Regions from separate parts of the Homo sapiens genome. Here region 2 is linked to region 1. Evidence: read pairs that join two places in POLR2A ChIA-PET (ENCODE). Cell type or tissue: GM12878. All regions are shown on one strand. Each heading gives the region's core, and the rest is flanking DNA. Links, peaks and the distances in the headings are about the cores only.

The links. ChIA-PET counts read pairs that join two places held together with the same protein. Peaks named below come from ENCODE experiments on the same cell type or tissue, not always from the same donor. Only the 100,000 strongest peaks of a DNase experiment are listed, where the experiment ranks them.
Region 2: POLR2A ChIA-PET joins it to region 1 with 5 read pairs; 23 of 35 experiments call an interaction of 5 or more read pairs at or near these places.

The regions. Positions count from the first base shown.
Region 1 is chr2:96,766,117-96,770,510 of GRCh38, reverse strand. All of the region lies in intron 1 of CNNM4 (cyclin and CBS domain divalent metal cation transport mediator 4), which reads right to left. Among named protein-coding and RNA genes, the nearest start is that of CNNM4, 7.4 kb to the right of the region's middle. RefSeq lists an enhancer at 140-1,074. In GM12878, for the core only: no CTCF peak of the experiment used is centred there; a DNase peak (open chromatin) is centred at 2,239; H3K4me3 peaks cover 2,459 bases; H3K27ac peaks cover 2,034 bases.
Region 2 is chr2:96,627,055-96,631,448 of GRCh38, reverse strand. KANSL3 (KAT8 regulatory NSL complex subunit 3) reads left to right here. Exons shown (of 21, transcript NM_001115016.3): 3 at 1-137. Among named protein-coding and RNA genes, the nearest start is that of KANSL3, 9.1 kb to the left of the region's middle. In GM12878, for the core only: no CTCF peak of the experiment used is centred there; no DNase peak of the experiment used is centred there.

The DNA of each region.
Region 1 (4,394 bases), core at 97-4,096:
AGGGCAACACGTACCAGAGTGGAAAACGCCATGTCTACCCGCCCTAGCAAATTCCGCTGAAATGTCTTCCCAGACTTTTACTTACGAGACAGGCCTCCCCTTCCCAAGGGCCCCCTGCTGATCCTGTAGGGCCATTCCCTGATGTTGTGCTCCTGTGTATTCACCCATTTTCAAGGTTAAACATCTGCTCGGTGCTTCCCGTCCTGACCAGAGGTGAGCAGAAAAACACTGGAGCGGGATTTCCTAGTTAAAAATACGAGACCTTTGAAAAGTAAACACCAGAATAACTAAGAACCTATCAGGGCCTCGATGCACAGCATTGCCTTCCATTGCACAAACAAGAGCTCTGAGAAGAGAACTGTCAAGTGAAGACACGTGAGTGTCCTCTCAGTGCTGGCTCCTCTTTGGGAACCCGCCCATAGGCTGCATGGGGCCAGCCAGGAAGGAGGTGCAGCTGCCCACTGGCTGGCACGCACCAGGCCCCTCCACGTGCTCATGTTCCCTTCCCACAGCACTGCACTAAAGGGAAAGTGAGAAGGAGCCTGGCCACAGCTCTGTCAGCTGTCCCTGCTGGGACCTCTGCCTGCACCCGGAGTATTAACCAGCTCCTGTCACTCTCAGATACACCTGCCCCCAGGCAGCTTCTTGAGATCAAATCACCATATTGAGGCTATTACCAGGCAGGGCTGACGGAGAACCGGTGCAAAGCTGCCTTCGGGCACCACTTGTCCGAGGCTGCTCTCGCTGGGCACCCCACAGCCTAAGGTCCCATCCCACAGTCTGTGCATGGTCTTCACCCCATCTGACCCTCCAAGGAGGCTCCCGAATAGCGTGCCCCCTTGGTTCTCTTCGTCTCCATCAAGGAGTCGCCTCAGCCTGGCTTTTACACACTGACACCCCCTGCACTGTCCTTTCCTCTCTCACACATTCTTTTTTTTTTTTTTTTTGAGACAGAGTCTCACTCTGTCACCCAGGCTGGAGTGCAATGGCGCGATCTCGGCTCACTGCAACCTCCGCCTCCCGATTCAAGCTATTCTCCTGCCTCAGCCTCCGCAGTAGCTGGGATTACAGGCACCCACCACCACGCCTAATTTTTGTATTTTTAGTAGAGACGGGGTTTCACCATGTTGGTCAGGCTGGTCTTGAACTCCTGACCTCAGGTGATCCACCTGCCTCAGCCTCCCAAAGTGCTGGGATTACAAAGCCACTGTGCCCAGCAGCTCTCCATTCTGCCTGCTCTTGGCCGACTCCTTTTTTATTGAGACGGAGTCTCGCTCTGTTGCCCAGGCTGGAGTGCAGTGGCGCGATCTCGGCTCACTGCAAGCTCCACCTCCCGGGTTCACACCATTCTCCTGCCTCAGCCTCCCGAGTAGCTGGGACTACAGGCGCCCACCACCACACCCAGCTAATTTTTTGTATTTTTAGTAGAGACAGGGTTTTACCGTGTTAGCCAGGATGGTCTCGATCTCCTGACCTCATGATCCGCCCGCCTCGGCCTCCCAAAGTGCTGGGATTACAGGCGTAAGCCACCGCACCCGGCCTCTTGGCTGACTCTTAAACCTTTTAGCGTTGTCCTGGCCTTGCTCCTCAGCCTCACGTGGGCATTTTCCCCTGCATGCCTGCCTAGATGTTACTGCACACTGGTGTGGTCCAGGGCCAGCAGCATGGGCATCATCTGAGAACCTGTCAGAAATGCAGACTCTCGGGCCACACCCAGACCCACTGAGTTCAAGTCTGCATTTCAACAAAATGTCCAGGCAGTCGAGTGTGAGAAGCTCCAGTGTAAACAATGCTGGGCACGGAGAAGGAGCTCAGCAACGGGTCACACCATTATTATGACCACCACTTACCTCCCTCTGCCCTCACTAAACTGTCTCTTCGTCCCCCTTTCCCGATTGCAGTTAAATGACATAATCAACCTGAATCCCAAGCTAGAAACCTCAGACTTTCACAACTACTTCCGGGCCCTGACTCCCAGATCTCCACAAGGATCAACGAGTCTAGTTACTCTCACTTCAGAAGCATCTCACAGGCCTGCCCTCCCTCAGCCCCACGGCACCCTATCTGTGAGCTCTGTGCAGCTAGGCGTTGTTCACGTGTCTCTCTCCTTGGTAGACTGTGAGTTCTGTGAACAGGGCAGTTTTATTCATCTCTGATTCCCAACAGCCTGCACAGTGTCTGACACAGAGGCTTCAAAACGGTCACTGTTGGTTGAACAAATGGATGAATAAGCAGGTGCGGATGGGAGGGTGGGGTGTGGAGGATAAGTTACTTAAGGTGTGTCAGATAAGAGGAACCAAAAGTGAATGCAAAAATCATGCAGTGTTTTTTCTCAACTTCATAAAGTTGTTGCGGGAATAAAATTAAGTCAGTGGGAAAATCTGACACAGCCTAGATGAAAATATGGGTGTTTTGTTGTTGTTGTTGTTTCGTTTTGTTTTGTTTTTTGAGACAGAGTCTTGCTCTATCGCCCAGGCTGGAGTGCAGTGGTGCAATCTCAGCTCACTGCAACCTCCGTTCAAGCGATTCTCCTGCCTCAGCCACCCCAGTAGCTGGGATTATAGGCATGTGCCATCATACCCAGCTAATTTTTGCATTTTTTTAGTAAAGATGGGGTTTTGCCATGTTGGCCAGGCTGGTCTCGAACTCCTAGCCTCAAGTGACCCACCCAAAGAGCTCCCAAAGTGCTAGGATTACAGGCGTGAGCCACAGCCAGGAGGATTTTTTTAATGAAAATATTTCTAGCTTTTCCCCACCAATTTATACTGCACTACCTTGCTGAGAGGAGGAGTAACAGGTCCAAGGCCACCTCACAGGTCAGTGACCAGGCTGGCTGGAGTTACACCCAGGTCTATACAGGGTCTAGGTGGTTATAAGGTGGGTGGGGAAAGATAAGGTGTTTAAAGATGAGCTAAGTACCTGGGAGGGAAGGAGTGTCCCAGAGGGTGAGGCACAGCTAGAAGCTGGAAGGTGGGCTGCAAGGGGGGTGCAGAGCTCTGCCCTCTTCCTTCATTACTTAGCTTCAGGGTCTGGGAGAGTGGTGAAGGCAAAACACAAACTGGGGCAGGAGGAGCTGGAGGTGGCTTTGTTCTGAGATTCCAAGGTGGACAAACCCACCCACAACACCCAGTACTGCAAACAGTTCCAGGCGAGGTTTAAGCGGAAGGGCCAAGGTTCAAATCACAGGAGACTCTCAGGCCTGAGGGCTTGTCTCACCAACTCGATGATCTTACTCCTGTGGTCCTGCATCACCTAGCATCACGTCTTGCACGCAGCATGGGGTTCCACAGATATCTGGCACTAACTGCCGTGAGCTGGGAGACAGAAGTGCTGCAAGGCTGTACCCCTGCCTTACTCCTAGGGACACTCGGCCCCTACCTCTGCATCGATGCCCCTAGCCCGTCTCTAAGTGTGTAGGAGCACATTCATGACTCATCTAATGAGGGAAGCTGTGTAAACCCCCAGTGGCCAAAGACCACTTACTGGTGGGGAAACTGAGGCACATGGAGAGGAACCATGCATCACACTCAAGGCCCCAAACTCTACTTCTCAGTCCCTGACATGTCATCCCAGGCACTCCTCCTGTCTGTCCTGTGTGGCTGGAACTCTGAACCCGGTAAGTGCACAACACCCATTTTTCTTTGCACTCATCAGCTCCTCAGAATTCTAACACTATTAAAATGGGAATGATCCTCTGCCAAAACAGACAGGTATTCATTCACTCACTTACTCACTCAGTGCCATGGATGGAGGCCTTACTATGTGCCAAGAGCCATTCTAGGGGCTAGAGATACATTGATGAGCAAAACAAAGAGACCTGCCCTTTGAAACTTATATGCCAGTGGGAGGAGACAGACAGTAGACAACACAGTAAATCAGCAAATTACATAGATGCTAGAGAGCAATGTGTGCTACGAGAAGAGAAGAAATCGGCACAGGGCAGGGGAGATTAGGAAGTTGGGGTGGGATGGTGGGTGCAGTTTTAAACAAGGTGGCAAGAAGGCCCCACTGAGAGGTGACCTGGGAAGACAGTGAGCCATGCTGACTTCTGGAGAAGAATATTCCAGCCCAAGGAAACAACCAGGGCAAAGGCCCCATGGTGGGAGCATCCTGGTGTGTTTAAGAACAGCAAAAAGGGCCAGGCACGGTGGCTCACACCTGTAATCCCAGCACTTTGGGAGGCCGAGGTGGGCAGATCGCTTGAGGTCAGGAGTTCAAGACTAGCCTAGCTAACATGGTGAAACCCCATCTCTACTAAAAATACAAAAATCAGCCAGATGTGGTAGCATGCACCTGTAATCCCTGTTACTTGGGAGGCTGAGGCACAAGAATAGCTTGAACCTGGGAGGTGGAGGTTGCAGTGAGCCGAGATCATGCCAGAGTGAAACTCTGTC
Region 2 (4,394 bases), core at 72-4,071, 140 kb after region 1:
ACATCAACGCCTATGCCACTCTATGACAATCAGAAGGCACGCAGCGTGATGAATGAGTGTGAACGGCATGTCATCTTTGCCAGGACTGATGCAGATGCCCCTCCTCCACCAGAGGACTGGGAGGAGCATGTCAACAGGTAGGCTGCTCATCAGGAGGATGATCACTGCCCTGTAATTATTTTGTATCATCTTCATTGAAATAACACTTATTAGGACCTTATTTCATTTGCAGCAACACAAGTCAGAGTGTTCTCCAAAGTCTCACATTATAACTCTCAGTTCACCATGCTGTGTGTGAGCTCCTTGAGAGTAGGGCTTACATCTCAGCCATCTTTGCATACTTCACACTAGGACGTTGTCTGGCACACAGTAGGCATATAATGTTTGTTGAATAAATAAGTGAATTAAATTTGATACATATGACTAGCTCTGTAGTAGCTTCTGTTGTATAAGTTATGATATAGGGGTTACCCAAACTGCAAAAAAATGAAATGTACATTTGTAAGATATTGTGTTTAAATGGTTTATAACTAGGATGATGGAAGTTGTGAAGTCACATGAAAAGCTAACAGATGTTTGAGTGGCTTTTAAAAATAGATTTGCAGGCTATGGAGGGCACACTGAAGCCTATTTTCACGAGTATACTGGCTAGTTTTGTTCCCAAGCTTTCTACTGCCCCCAGGGGACTCAGCACTCCTCTCCTGGTTATTTGTCCCTGTTCATTTGGTAAACATTTACCTAATTACATAACAGCTTTTTGGGGATATTATTTACATACCATACAATTCAGCTATTTAATATGTACAGTCATTGGTTTTTAGTATAGTCAGAGTTGTATATTCATCACCACTATCAATTTGATAAACATTTTCATCATCCTAAAAAGAAACCTCTTACCCATAAACAGTTACTTCCCGTTTCCTCCCAGCTTCTCTGGTCCCTAGGAAGCACTAATTGACTTTTGTCTTTATAGATTTGCCTATTCTGGACATTTCATATAAATGGAATCATGCAATATGTGGTCTTTTCCTACTGGCTTCTTTCACCCAGCATGATGTTTTCAAGGTTTATCCATGTGGTTGCGTGTATCAGCACTTCATGCTTTTTATTGCCAAATGACATTACATTGTATGGATAGCCCACATTTTATTTATTCATTAATCAGTTGATAGATATTTAGATTGTTTTCATTTTTTGGCAATTGTGAATAATGCTATTATGAACATTTGCATACAAGTTTTTGTGTGGATCTAAGTTTTTAATTCTCTTAGTTATATACCTGGGAGTGGACTTGTTGGGTCATATGATAACTCTGTATTTAACCTTTGAGGAATTGCCAGACTGTTTTCCAAAGTGGCTGTACCATTTTACATTCCTACCAGCAGTGTATGAGAGTTCTAGTTTCTCCATATCCTTGCCAACACTTACTGATTTTCTTCTTTTTTAAAAAAATTATAACCATTCTACTGCGTGTAAAGTGGCATCTCATTGTGGTTTCAACTTATATTTTGTTGATGGCTTTTTGTCTGTGTATCCATATATCTACTATATATATAAGGAAATGTTACTTCTTATATCAGGAGTTGGTAGGTGGTAACTTTCCATAATTTTGGAGAACCCTTATTTTATAATAGAGAGAAAGAGGGGTAGAAAGTTTGAGGTGATTGACATGACTTCTGAAGCTGGTTGGAAGTTGGGAATGAGATTGAACAGGTGTGCTTGTGTGATCAAAACAGCAGCTGTTGAGGGAGGAGCAGTTCTGCACCTTGGTTGAAAAAGCTTGTGAAGAAGTTGGTTGGGGTCTTGCATTGGAATTAATTTAGTGCCTTAAGAAGCTCTTTTCTCACGCCTGTAATCCCAGTACTTTGGGAGGTTGAGGCGGGTGGATCACCTGAGGTCGGGAGTTCAAGACCAGCCTGACCAACATGGAGAAACTCTGTCTCTGCTAAAAATACAAAATTAGCTGGGTGTGGTGGCGCATGCCTGTAATCCCAGCTACTCGGGAGGCTGAGGCAGGAGAATCACTTGAACCTGGGAGGCGGAGGTTGTGGTGAGCCGAGATCGTGCCATTGCACTCCAGTCTGGGCACCAAGAGTGAAACACCATCTCAAAAAAAGAAAAAAAAGCTCTTTTGAGCTTCAGATAAAGAAGAAAACTGCTACGAATGAAGATCAACTACTGGAATATTGCTAGAGTCAGTATATTCAGCAAAAGGATTTATCACTATTTTTACAGTTAATAATAAAAAATAACGACGATGGTAATAACAAAAAGGAGCTACCGTTTGTTGAGTGCTTTCTAGGTGCCAGACATTGTATCAATGTCTCTTCAAATGCATTGTCTCTTAATCCTCCCAATGACTCTTGGAGGTATATCCCCCCTTCATCTCTGCTCAACAGGATGAAGAAACTGAGCTCAGGGTGTTTAAGAAACCTTAATTAGGAAGTGATGGAGAAGGATTTTGTTCAAACCAAGCAGCCTGACTCCAGAACCCAGTGTTCTCAACTACCATACCCTCTGCCTTAATTAAGGGCAGTAAGAAGAGATTAAGACCAGTTAGTGGTGGCTGAACAAGGTGGCCTGGTATGGTTATGTATCCCTTTGTGGTATTTTCTACTACCTTGTCCTTTGCAATTTCAGAAAGTACATAGGAGAACTGTGTGATTTTTTTTTTTTTTGTCAGTTTATCCATGGTTATGATTAAGAGGTTTTTGTGGACAATTCATACTTATCAAAGTCATTAGAGACTTAATAATACTATAAATACCAGTTTGTTTCTTTTTTCTTTTTTTTGAGACAGGGTCTCACTCTGTCACCCAGACTGCAGTGCAGTGGCACGATCTCAGCTCACTACAAGCCTTGACCTCCAGGACTCAGGTGATTCTCCCGGGTGGGAACCTTAACCTCCCAAGTAGCTGGGACTACAGGAGTACGTCACCATTTCTTAATTTTTGTAGTTTTTGTAGAGATTGGGTTTCACCATGTTGCCTAGGCTGGTCTCAAACTCCTGGCTCAAGTGGTCTGCCCACCTTTGCCTCCCAAAGTGCTAGGATTATAGGTGTGAGCCACTGCACTTGGCTGAGTTTCTTAATTTATAAGGAGAGATATAACTGCAAAGCATAAGAGACACTGGGGTGGCCTGGCCAGAGTGTCTGTTCTCAGCAGGAAAGTCTGGAAAACCATTTTATTTCAGAAGTGAATAGATGAGTGGAGAGTCTACACAGGAGGCACAGCAGAATAGCTGGATGTACACATCTTTCCTCTAGGCAAGATGAGTCCACGGAATAGGCCAGTGTGCACCTTCTCCTGCCTGTCCTTTAGAGAAACACTGACAGATTCTTGTCTTTGGCTTATCTTTCTCCAGTCTCCTTGTGGACCACCACCCTTCTGTTATGACATTGCCACATTGCCACAGATTGATGTAATCCATTAAAGCTCAATTTATCAGATTATTTGTTTTCTTAGTGTCTGATGAGATTTTGGAGGCCTTCTCTCATTGGCAGCAGGCTTACACACCATCTCTTTTGGTAGGTAACTTTTGTACATAGCCGATTTTATTATTTATGATAACTTATTAGTTTCAGTTTCAGATACCACCATTTTATGACCCTGTCCCTGAATCTGTAGCCTGTTTGGAGCTTGCAGTTCCTTCTGCTCTGATTATAATCATCGTGTTGCCATTCTTTCCCTGACTTGATTGTTAAATTGCTGCTTCCTTTCTTCTTATATAAAGTCATGTAAAATTAGTTTGCCACATCAAGAGCTCCATGAACGGTGTAGGTCGGCTCCCTAGAACTCTGGAGTTCTTTCCCGGAGAGTTTACTGATTGCTCTTTGTCTGTGGAGGCAGAAACTTAATTTCCTTGTTAAGAGCTTTTTTCCTCTCTCTTGAATGATTTCAGTAGAAACTGTCTTCAGATAGCTTTGTGTATATAGGCTAGGCGCAGTAGCTCTCGCCTGTAATCCCAGCACTTTGGGAGGCTGAGGCGGGAAGATAATTTGAGGTGAGGAGTTTGAGACCAGCCTGACCAACATAGTGAAACCCCGTCTCTACTAAAAATAGTAAAAATTAGCTGGTGTGGTGGCAAACGCCTGTAATCTCAGCTACTCGGGAGGCTGAGGCAGGAGAATCTCTTGAACCTGGAAGGCAGAGGTTGCAGTGAGCCGAGATCGTGCCACTGCACTCCAGCCCGGGCAACAGAGCAAGACTCCGTCTCAAAAAAAAAAAAGAAGCATGTTCCTCCCTTCCCTGCCCCTGACTCTGGCTTTCTTTATTAATGGCTGATATTTTGTGAAATGGTTTAAATATTACTACCTTATTTAATTGTCTGCATTAGTGGTTGTCTAACTATGACAGTGGGCTGATTTAAATTTGGCCCATTGCTTGTTTTTGTG